Linked DNA regions of Homo sapiens: regions 1 and 2 are each linked to region 3. Evidence: chromatin contacts called from ENCODE Hi-C or POLR2A ChIA-PET data. All regions are on one chromosome and are shown on one strand. Each heading gives the region's core, a stretch centred on a gene start or an enhancer-like site at or near the end of the contact. The rest is flanking DNA. Distances are from core to core; before and after follow the strand shown.

The links. A loop is a pair of places that touch in the nucleus more often than their neighbours do. ChIA-PET counts read pairs that join two places held with the same protein, here RNA polymerase II (POLR2A). Pooled maps may share reads with other maps.
Region 1: a pooled map shows a loop between it and region 3 (5-fold over the local background). The contact joins the promoter of PHOSPHO2-KLHL23 here to the promoter of CERS6 in region 3. A Hi-C loop is called at or near these places in 4 of 50 pooled maps. POLR2A ChIA-PET finds 5 or more read pairs at or near these places in 2 of 52 experiments (Panc1 and naive thymus-derived CD8-positive, alpha-beta T cell).
Region 2: a map of ascending aorta shows a loop between it and region 3 (4-fold over the local background). The contact joins the promoter of B3GALT1 here to the promoter of CERS6 in region 3. A Hi-C loop is called at or near these places in 2 of 168 maps with a recorded cell type or tissue (ascending aorta and naive thymus-derived CD4-positive, alpha-beta T cell) and 8 of 50 pooled maps.

Annotation. Positions count from the first base shown.
Region 1 is chr2:169,692,359-169,696,313 of GRCh38, reverse strand. It overlaps PHOSPHO2-KLHL23 (PHOSPHO2-KLHL23 readthrough), which reads right to left and starts at 1,845. Exons shown (of 5, transcript NR_144936.2): 1 at 1,692-1,845; 2 at 1,067-1,099. It overlaps CFAP210 (cilia and flagella associated protein 210), which reads left to right and starts at 1,909. Exons shown (of 9, transcript NM_001085447.2): 1 at 1,909-2,053. The coding sequence starts at 1,987. PHOSPHO2 (phosphatase, orphan 2) reads right to left here and starts at 1,845. Exons shown (of 4, transcript NM_001008489.4): 1 at 1,692-1,845; 2 at 1,067-1,099. RefSeq lists a silencer at 1,537-1,816 and an enhancer at 1,947-2,126.
Region 2 is chr2:167,291,330-167,294,781 of GRCh38, reverse strand. B3GALT1 (beta-1,3-galactosyltransferase 1) reads right to left here and starts at 1,781. Exons shown (of 5, transcript NM_020981.4): 1 at 1,448-1,781. RefSeq lists enhancers at 61-673, 1,902-2,515 and a silencer at 1,617-1,666.
Region 3 is chr2:168,454,023-168,457,827 of GRCh38, reverse strand. CERS6 (ceramide synthase 6) reads right to left here and starts at 1,556. Exons shown (of 10, transcript NM_203463.3): 1 at 1,210-1,556. The coding sequence starts at 1,379. It overlaps LOC102724081 (a long non-coding RNA gene), which reads left to right. Exons shown (of 4, transcript XR_002959433.2): 1 at 1-797. RefSeq lists silencers at 865-924, 1,375-1,504, 1,625-1,714, 1,745-1,964.

The sequences.
Region 1 (3,955 bases), core at 596-3,095, 1.2 Mb before region 3:
TTTTTTTCTTCTCAGAATAATTTAAACTCTGTTTCAGATCAGAGTGCATATGCTACCTTATTAAATTCACAACAAAGAAATAAAAGAGTGGTGGGTATAGGACAAATAACTCTAGATTGACTTGGTTGTGACAATCCACAGGTTGGAGCTGGAATCTCGAGTCTGAAGTCAAATTATATCTGACCACCATGTCAAATTGGCAAGTAACTGACATCAAATCATGAGATTCAATACTTTTGTAACCAATTTTGTTAAAATTCCAGAAAATTGTTGTTGGGAGACAATTTTCCCTGCGTCTCTGGTGGTTCTGCATGTCTTACTGACTGCCCTTTCCTCTAGACTATTGTCTCAAGGATGTTTGTACACTGGACAGCCTTGAGAAACATGCTTATTTGTCCAAATGATAAAGATCTGGGTTCCCTAAGCTCAGGGCTCCTTTCCTGTAATTCGACACACACTACATCTAGGTGACTTCTTGCCCACTTTGCATTATCCTGTGGGAACTGGGGCTTTAGGGAACTCAGGCGAAATTGCTGATTTACTGGCTACTGCTGGGAGTAATTCATTCCTGAAATGAATAGTCTTGTGTCTTCCATGAAACTGCCAGGCTAAGTTAGCCTGCAAACAGGGTAAAAATCTCTGTTCCTTCCCAGTTCTTGAAACTTTTTTTTTTTTTGAGACGGAGTCTCGCTCTGTCGCCCAGGCTGGAGTGCAGTGGCACGATGGTCGGCTCACTGCAAGCTCCGCCTCCCAGGTTCACGCCATTCTCCTGCCTCAGCCTCCAGAGTACCTGGAACTACAGGCGCCCGCCACCACGCCTGGCTAATTTTTTTGTATTTTTGCTAGAGACAGGGTTTCACCGTGTTAGCCAGGATGGTCTCGATCTCCTGACCTCGTGATCCGCCCGCCTCGGCCTCCCAAAGTGCTGGGATTACAGGCGTGAGCCACCGCGCCTGGCCCCCAGTTCTTGACACTTTTTAAGGTATAGTTCCAAAAACCTACCAGCGCTGTATGTGCACAAACTAATTTCTGTCTTCAAATATTTTCTTAATTATTCCATACTTACCAGCATTATTACGTGGAACATCTGATAGAAAACCTAAAGAAAAATAGCACGACTATGTGTTAGAACATTCGTTATTAAAAATCTTTTTGTTCTTTCATTTTGAGAGACTCCAATTTGGTGCATTATGTGTACACGTCAGAGCCAACTTGTTAGTAATGAAGTTATCTGTACATCAATGTGTTAGAAAAGCATCTTTTGAAACCAAACGCGCAGCTACTCCTAACAGATTTCTGTGGTCATGTATTTACCAAGAAATTTAAAATATCTCAAAGGTCCTAACGTAAATATTCTAAGCATATCATTACGTTTTAACATTCCTATTTTTAAAAAACTTGGCCCCATCTAGTCCTGACCATGCCTCAGAAACCAAAGGATTAAAAAAACAGCGTTTATGTCAGCGAATCCGCGGGTTTTTATAGTTAAGGGAGGGCTTTGCTCCTCACACTCCACCCGCGAGGAGATCTGCGGACGCACACACCACGCCTAGGCCTCGCGCGCTCACACACCTGCCGGCTCCACCCCGAGGGTAGGCATCGGACCCAATCGGGGGTCGTCCCCCATGGGGAGCGCGCAGGTGGGGATGGGAGTAGCAGGCAGGGCGGGGGCCCACGGGCTTCTCACTGACCCAGTCCCGCCGTCGGCAGCCGCCCCGGCGCCCGTGACGCTCCTGCGGGTTCAGTCCTTTGGCCTCGCCCCACGCCTGCCCTCTCGGCAGCCCCACTCACAAGCCCAGCTCGCAAGCGCAGGCGCCTCTCTTCTCTAGCCCGACCGCCAACTGCAGCACCTCCCTTGTTCCTCGGCTACGGCTGGCGTCACTTCCGGCGGCGTTGCCAAGCAACCGCGTGGTACGAGTAACAACTCCACCGGCTGGCGTCCGCGGCGCTTGGCGCCACAGTCACTTTTCCAGATCTAGGAGCATCATGGACACCTCGTCAGAGATGCTGGTACGGTTTGGACGGCGCTGTGGACGGGCGAAGGAAAGTACAGGTGAGCTAAACTGACCTATCCAGGGACAGGGATTGTTTCTGGACCCCCGGCATGGAGTGAGAGGCGAGGATGCCGAATGAGGGCTTCAGTTGCCTTTTGAAATGGACTCCACCAGGTCGAAAGCATCCTCAATAAGCATCTTTGGGCTCTGTGTGAAGTTAGGCCGTCTTGCCCTCAGGTGAATGGGTGAAGGAGGGAAACGGGGAGTGGAAGTGGGTGGGAGAATGTTTACAGAAATAGGGGTGGAGAAAAGATAGGAAATCAGAGACCCCCACCCCCAGCCCCAGCTGACCTAAAACTGCGCAGTTGCAGCTCTGAGAGTCTGGGTTTTGTTAAATTTCCCGCACGCTTAAAGTTTGTTATTCACTGATTGAATTGGAATATCTCTTGGAAATATAAGTCACCTCTTTAGAGGCTTGGCTCTTCTGCAAACCTGCTGATTGGTCTTTACTAAAAGTCTCTGAAGGAAATATCTCCATTTCCTCCTCTCTAAAGTAAATATAAGGTCTCTCTCTAAGTCAAATGCTTTTAGAGAGTTAAAAAAAAATCGTGTGACATAAAGTACTGTAATTCAGGTGACCTGTTATAACAATTTGATTTTGGAATAGAAATAGACTTCTAAAGAACTCTATCAATTCTAGCTACAACAGTTTCTTACGTCTGTAAATTAGCAATTAATGTTGTCATGGTGACAACTAGAACTTTGGCAATTTGAAGTATCTTCATGTCATTGCCCGAGCTTCTGTAGCAATAGTGCCCCCTGCACCAGATGCAGAGTGACAGCCAGTCATTCTTCACTAGTGGATATTTATGCAGTGGAGGTTTTATGAGGTTAGCAGCGGACTTTTGCCATGTAAAAGGAAAGAAACAGTACCAACATGGCCAGTTTTGGAAAAGCACAATTAGTCCCACACATTCACTTTCCTGCATATGCATTTCTGCACTACCTGGTTTAGATTTACCTAATAGTTGTTAAATAATGTTTTGTGGCAACTAGCTCAAAAGCTTCCACCTGAGCCTCACTGCTAAATTTTAATCTCCATTTTTAGGGGAAGGCTAAGTTGGAGAGAGGTTCAGAGATGTGTGCAGCTATTAGTAAAATAAATAATTTATAAAGATTTAGTGGGATGACATCAGCCAGAATGGTGAAATAGGATCTATGCCTGAAATCCTCTCCTCCATAAAATCAACAAGAACAGTGGCAAAAATCATCAATATCGACTTTTTCAGAACTCTGGAAATTAACCAAAGGCTTGCAACAATTTGTAGAGTGTTTACTAAAGAAAAACAGCTGGATTTTTGTAACAACAGCAAGGTTTTTGGCATTTTAACTTGCCATAGTCCTATACTTTTCTCCCAGCCCCGTGTCAGCCTAGATAACCACAGTAATCACAGTGAAAAATAGTGACTTAGCAACTGGTAGAGGGGACAAAACAGAATTTGACCCACTCCAAAGCCAGACAACTGTTATTATTCGACATGTTTGATAGTTCCTTGGAAAATCTCACTCATGAGGCTTATTGTTATTTAGTCTGACTTCAAACTCACCAAGTATGTTTGTCAAATGTTCAGTGGCAATTTTAAATATCACAGCTATCAGAGGCATGTGTGGGAACTTAATCCCCAATGTAAAAATGTTGGAAGGTAGGGACTAATGAGAGGTGATAGGCCATGAGGGCAGAGTAAAGGGATTAATGCCATTATCTGGGGAATGGGTTCATTATAAAAGTGGGAAAGTTGGCCCTCTTCTTTCTCTCTCTCTCTCTCTGTCTCTGTGTGGTGTGTGTGTGTGTGTGTGTGTGTGTGTGTGTGTGTGCGTGCGCCTGTTGCCCTCTCTTTGCCCTTTTGCCATGTAATGCCTTCCATCATGTTATGATGCGGCAAGAAGGCCCCTGCCAGATG
Region 2 (3,452 bases), core at 532-3,031, 1.2 Mb after region 3:
AGATCCGCCTCCCTGTATTGAGCCAATTTTTGTTTTACCAAAGCTGGCAGGCAGGGAGCTGATGTTCCACCTCCATTCCCTGCTGCAACCCCAACGCCAGTCAAGTACCGGAGCCTCGCCCCATCTGAGACAGTGGGGAGAGCTCCTTAGTATTGAGGTATTTCAAGAACTTTCCTAAGCAGATACTCCCACGGAGACAAGGAGCCACATAGAAAACAATCGCCAAGAGTAAGTTTGTGCGTCCTGAGCAGGGATGGAGAACCCACTGCACTGAACTACGGAGATTCGGATCTGGCCCAGTAGCACCATCCATTTGCAGCAGCGCAAAGAATTCGCCTTCTGCGGAAGGCTTTGCAGCACGGGTGGAACTCTCAACAGCTTTATCAAATAAGATAATCTAATATGAAACAAAAACGCTCTGGAGGCAGCTGGGTACCCTAACCTGGTTACTCTGCGTGGTTAACGTGTCCTAGGTCTGATGGACCAGACCCCAGCGGGCCTGAACTTTGTCGGAAAGCGGAGCCGCCAGGCATTTGGCAGCTGCCAGAGGCGCACCAGGCCGGGTCTCAACCTGGGAGGTCAGCGGGCCAAAGCGGCCTGGGGAGGCAGTGGCCCCACCTGGACGCCGGGCCGTCGGGCGTCGGAGCCCCGCTCTGCCTCCACCAAGCTGTCCCGCTGCGCCCTACGCCGCCACCAGGCAGGAGGAGCCGCTACCAGTACCTCAGAGTGGGACTCTCCATCCTCAAGTCTGCGCTCCAGAAAAGTGTAGCAAGCCTCCCACGCGGGGCTTCAGACACCTAAAAGTCGCCACTCCCCCAAGAGTAACCTCCACCCCCACCCCCACCCCCAACTTCTCTTTCCTCCTTTTCTTCAGCAATGTGGACCAACAGTTACTTTTCCCTCTCTTCCCTTCCCCTCCGAAGTCCCCGGGGCAAAGTGGGACTTTGGGGAGCCTCGTGGAACGCGCCTCTCCCCTGGCGCGCCAGGTCCACAGCTCCTTTTAATCACCGCAATAAAGTTCAATTTGCTCGGCTCTTTACGAGCCACGGTGGACTTTCCCGTGCGCTCCGTGCGTTCTACCTCCCGCCGAGCCAACAGCATCCTACTCACTCCAGCCCAGCTTGGGTCCTTGAAGGACGTCGGGCCACGCAGAGGGGACCCACTGTTCTCGCTGCAAAGTGCCCCAAGCCGCGCGCGCGCACACACGCATCCACATCCACACTCACACAATGCCATCCCCGCGCTGTCAAAGTCTGTGAGCGCGGAAGGGAGAACGCACCAGCTGGAGCCGCACGGGCGCGGGCAGTAGCACAGCCCAGCGTCGGGACACGCAGTCCGGGTCCCAACACCTTCGTCGGGATGCCCCGGCCACCACGCGCCTCGTAACCCCCAAAGACCACGCCAGCCGTCCCGGGGGCGTCGCGGGCGCTGCCGGACAGAACCTTACCCGCGGGGCGCGTGGTCTCCGGCCGCTGGGCTGGCGCGCGGGCCACAGGGACGCTGCAGCCAGGGTCCCGAAGATGCTGCTGCTCCGCTGCCGCTGCCCCGATCCCCGGCGCCAGCATCACTTCTCTGCCGCCCCCGCCTCCTCGTGCTCCGCTCTCTCGGCCGCCCCTCCCCGGCGGCCGCCTGCAAGACCGGCAGCGCCGGCGGCGCGGCGGGGTGGGCAGCAGCAGAGGCGGCGGCGGCGCCCGCGCGAGCTCGCCCAGCTGCACTAGCCGAGCAGCCGCGGCGGCAGCCGAAGCACCCGAGCCCGGCTGCGCTTCCCCGGCGATGGCTCTGGCCTCGGCGACTGACAACGCCCGGCAGCCAATCGCTGCCTCGCCCCGCTCGGCGGGGGGAGACCAATCAGAGCGGAAGGCCCAAGGTTTTCCTCCGCCTTTGCTCAGCGGGCTTGTTTCCGGGAGAGGCAGCGACGCTGCTGGGGTTTGGGATGGGGGAGGCGCGGGAGGGGCGCAGGATGGGGGACTCGTGGCCCCGGAGCCTTAGGTGAGGAGGGAAAGCCGGGCCCGCAGGGGTGGGCCTGGGGCGCTTTCTGACCGCCAGGAGCCCGCGGCTTGGCAGGAAAGGGCGCCGCGGGGTGACTTTGTCCCCAGAGCCTCGTCCCTGCGGTTCAGCGTCTTGGCATCGCTGGGGCGAGGGGGGAGCGGGGAGGGGTCGCGGGACCCGAGTACGAACGGCGCGGCTGGAGAGCGAATCCCAGGAGGTGGTCGCCGCCTTGAAGGAATCACGCGAACAGTCACCAGACAGCGCCCCCGTCCTTCTCCCTTTGGCAGCTGAAAAGAGTACTACTTCTTAGGCTTCGAACCACTCCTCATAGTAATCAGCCACGAAGTGTCCCCAGCTAGCAAAGAGGCACACGGAGAAATGTCGGAGTTGTAGGCAGAGTGGACCTTCCCCGTCTTCCCTCCAAATAAACGCCCCTCACCTCCCCACCCCAAACGCAACAAACAAACAAACAAAAAACCTTGAGAATGGGGAAAGATAATTTAAGCAGCCACCCTAATTGGTTGGCTTCCTTTTTTTCCTTTTTCTTTGGATAATCAAGTCTGAATGTTCTAATAGTTTTTTTTAATGTGTGTTTGACTCAAACACTAGCGAAGTAATGTTATTTAGCAATAAAAGAAAAAGAAAACAAAAGCCACAAAATGTTTTTCTGCACCACTCTCCCCTAAATTGTAATGATCTTCCCTTATGGAACATTTTTAGTTTCTTTAGTACAAATATGTCTGAATGGCTCAGAGTTCTACCAATAAGTTTATATTACAATGTTCTAGTAAAAAAAAAAAAAAAAGTTGTACATGAAGGTTGTAATAAGCTTGGGACCTTCCCAAAGTGACCCTCTGATAAATAGTCATACCCACCTCACAACGTTGTTGTGAGGGTCAAAAATCAAGTGTGTATATCAGCTACATAGTTGACAAATTGCTGGAATTCAATGTGTCTTAGCTATGATGCTGAAGCTCTTCTTGCTAATTGTATTTTTAAGGGATCCTTTTTGTTTGCAATAATAATCACCCTTTTCTTCACTTACCTTACTCTTTAAAAACTCCATATATCCTGTGATCACCAAAACAAACCCTGTCTAAATTTTATTAGCATTATGAGGAAAATTTGATTGCAAAATAGATGTGTATTGCCATCTTTTAGTACTATAGAAATTATGTGCATATCATCACTGTTTTTTCCAATTCTCTTATGCCTTCCTCCCCTTCAGTAATTTGACCAATGTAGTTTGGGAGCCAGATGATCTCTTCTTAAAAGAACTGGCTGTGCTAATAGATAAGTTCATTTTTTTAAAGGCTAAAAACAGAGAATATGGACCACACCACACTAGATTTTTAATCTAGAGAGGGGTTTTTGTTGTTGTTTTGTTTTCAGAAATTGTATATGTAGTTCTTTATTATTGTGCAATGACATAAAATCAGCACCCTAATTGACTATATGAGGTA
Region 3 (3,805 bases), core at 307-2,806:
GAAGCTTTGTTGCCTCGTCCAGCAGCAAATGACTCAAAAGACGCGTTCTGCCACCCTCAACAGTCGTTTTCAGGCAAAGAGGAACAGCAAATGAGGTACCAGCAAAAGCTTAAGAAACAAAACCAAGGTGAGTTGAAGGCGGGGAAGAAAGGCGGAGTGGAAGCGAGAAATGCAATCTAAACTCTACTTTGTGATCTAAGAAATTCAGCCTTTACTGATGAATTGGGCAGAGGAAGGGGAGGGTACAAGAAAGGGGAAGATAATATTTTCTGTTACGAAAAAAAAAGTGTGCTGCTGTCCTGGTTTTCTTTCAGTAGCACCCAGAGAATGCATGGCAGGCACAATCTAGTTTCGCGACGAAAACGAATTCCATGAGAATAACACAAGTTTGTATGTGACACAATGGAGATATCCAACCAAACCGAGGAACTATACAATTGCATGACAATTCCTCAAAATTTTAAGTGCCTTCGAGTACCAAAAAAGAAGTTTATGATTATTCACAGGACAGGGTTATCAGTTTAATATCACCATTTTGCAGGATGTGGACCCGTCCTGTCACATCCTCTTTTAAAGAAACCGCTAATAACCTGAAATGCTATTATCCCCTATTTGCCAGGACTGTGGGCCTGATAGTTTCACGGATAAAAACCAAACAGCGACCAGAAGCCAGGAAGTCCCTGGCGAATTCTTTTGAAGCACAACCCCTACAATCCGTGTGCCGGAGCATAAAGATTGAAGTGTGCGCGGTTCCTCCTCCCTCCGGGCCGCGCGTCCGGAACGTTCCTGGCTGTCAGGTGGGTGGCGCGGGCCCCGGCGGGAAGCCCTGCCTGGCAGCCTTGCGTGGCGCGCCGGCGGAGAGGGGCGAGCCCCGCGGAATGCGGCGGGTCCTGAGCCCGACCACCGCTCACCTTTGTTCGCCTGCCCTTGCCGGGAGGAGAGCAGGGCCCAGGAGGAGGGCAGGGGGCGACCCTAACGCTCCGCGGCTCCTCCCCGGCGCCCGGGAGGAAATCCGTGGCAAGCCAGACCCTTTCTGGCTCCCAGAAAGCCAGCGGGGCAGGGGGGTCAGCAACCCCTCCCCGAACACAAAGGTTGGGAGGCGTGAACGCGAGCGTTGGGGGCGCGGGGGCGTGCGCCAGAGAGCGCGCGAGTGTGTGCGCGCGTGTGTGTGCGCAGGGGGAGGGGAGGAGGGGCTTCAGCCCTTCTTACCTCTCGAAGATGAGCCGCACCATGAAGATACAGAAGGCCAGGGGAAAAGCGAGATAGAGGTCCTCAGCCTGCGGGAAGGTGGCCTCCTCCGTGTTCTTCAGGTCCGCCCAGGTGACATTGTGCGGGAGCCAAAACCTCTCGTTCCAGAACCAGGCTAAGATCCCTGCCATCTTGCTTTGTCCACTCCTGTCCTGCGGCACCCGCAGCCCGCCAAGCTCTCCACCGCGCAGGGCGCCCGGGGATGCGCGCCCGGCTGGCCCCGAGCCTGTGCCGCCGCCGCCGCTGCTCCCGCCCGCCGCCGCCGCCTCCTCCGCGGCCGCTGCTCTCGAAGGCTCGCGGCGAGCCCCGGTTCTCTCCTCCCTCTGGCCGCGCTGGGGAAAGGGGCCGCCTTGCCCGTCACATGGCAGCTCGGGCCGCCCGCCCTGATTGGCTCGTCTTCGCGTCAAACAGCGAGGCACACACGCGGCCAACTCGCCCACACCCGCAGGGCAGGGCGCAGTCGCTGCGCCCTGGGCGCAGGGGCACCGCTCCGGGGAGTGTCGCCCGCCCCTGCTCTCACCGCTCTTTCGCTTTGCGCTTAGGGCGACGACCTAAAGTCGACCCCCCAAATCCGCCCTAGCCCCCTGGCTGGCTCGCACATGCTCAGAATGCTGGCTCCTGCCCCGCTGGGGTTTCAGGGCTCTCAGTCCTCTTCCCGTGCGCCCGGAGGCGGTGGGTCAGCAGGTAGGGGCTGCCGCCAAGCTTCAGAACCAGCCCTGCTCCAGGAGGACAGCAAAAAAAAAAAAAGGGGGGGGGAGGGGGAGGGGTAAAGAGCAAAGGAGGAAGTGGGAGGGAAAGGATCCTCCACTCCCGCGCTTGGAGAGGCAGGGTGAAAAATCAGGAACTGAGGCAGGATGGTTTGGCAAGAGCCTTCTGCCTCTGCCCCACGCCTGCCTTTCCCCAATCTTTGACTTTCCGGTCTTTTATACTGCTGCTTCTCATCAAAGTAGCTCCCCCAGGGAACAAGCCCCCCTATATTGATTTATGAGGTGGTACAAAAAATTAGGCACTTAATTGCTATTTGATTATTAATTGCTACTTGATGACGATGATGATGATGATGATGATGATGATAGCAACTGCAGCGTTCTGTAAAACCACCCCTCTCAACTAACCTCTCTGAAAAGGCTGCTAGACCACATTTTGACCTGGCACATCATGAGAACCTCCACTGTGCTACTCGGCAGGCTCATTATTTCTGCCTTTTGAATCTAAAACCTTTAAGGCATTAGGCCTGTGAGGCCTAACCCAGGCACCTTCCCTCCCGCAATGCATTTCCCCATTGATACAGGAGCCATGTGTGAATTCATTCCATGGCCCATGTATACATGGTTCTGGGGCATTTTTGTTCATTTTTCTCACATTCATTTTCTGCCTGGTGCTGCCAGTAGGCTATACTAAACCTTTCCAGTGGGCATATAACCGCACACACACACACACACACACACACAGAGAGAGGGAGTTTCTTTTACTCTTCCCTCCCCTCTTTCCACTCTATCTCTTGAAAGTGAAACTGAAGAATGGCCTATACTGGTGCTTCCAATTTCTCTCCCCTCATTTTCTTTTGAACTTCCATTTGGACATTTGTCTCCTCTGCTGCATTGAAACTGCCCAAGGTCACCTGTGATCTTCATGCTGCTAAACACAAAGGTCAGTTCTTATCTTAGTCCAGGCTGCTTAGACTAGGTGGCTTAAACAGCAGAATTTATTCCTCACGGTTCTGGAGGCAGGGAAGTCCAAGATCAACATGCAGGCAGATCCAGTGTCTGGCAAGGATCCTCTTCCTGGTTTGAAAACAGCTGTTTTCTTGTGTATCCTCACATGGCAGAGAGCACAGAAAGAGGAAACACAGATTAGTGCCCTATCTTCTTATAAGGGCACTAATCCCATTCATGAAGGTTCTACCCTCATTAGCTAATTACCTCCCAAAGACTCTGTCTCTGAATACTATCACATTGGGAACTAGGATTTCAGCATATGAATTTTGGGGGACACACACATTCAGTTCATAGCAGTTCACAACACCTCTGTCAGTAGCATTTGGCCCAGTTGTCAGGTCGTGTGTCTTAAAACATTCTTGACTTGGCTTCCAGAAACCTCACTCTTCTGGGTTTCTTCCTCCTTCATGGCCATTTCTTCTCAGTCTCCTTCCTGGTTACTCCTCACTTTTCTAACCCCTAGAAGTTATAGTGGCCTAGGAGTCAGTCTTTTTTCCTCTTCACTTTTCTATCTGAATGTATTCATTTGGTGATTTTATCCAGTCTCGTGGCTTTTAATGACATCTGTATGCCCTCCAATGTCATGCTAATAGCTCCCATATTTATATCTCTAGCCATGAACTTTTTCCTGACCTTCTGACTCTTAAATCCACTGGCAATTTAACACCACCACTCAGATGTCTAAAAGCTATCTCATGACCAAACTATTAATCTTCCCCTTGAAATCTCTTCCTCCTGTAGTCTTGGCTCAAGCCAAAAATGTGGAGTCATTTTTTCCCCTTCTCTCTTTCTCTCATACCTCCTTTCCAATCCATCCCAAATCCCATCAGCACCATTTT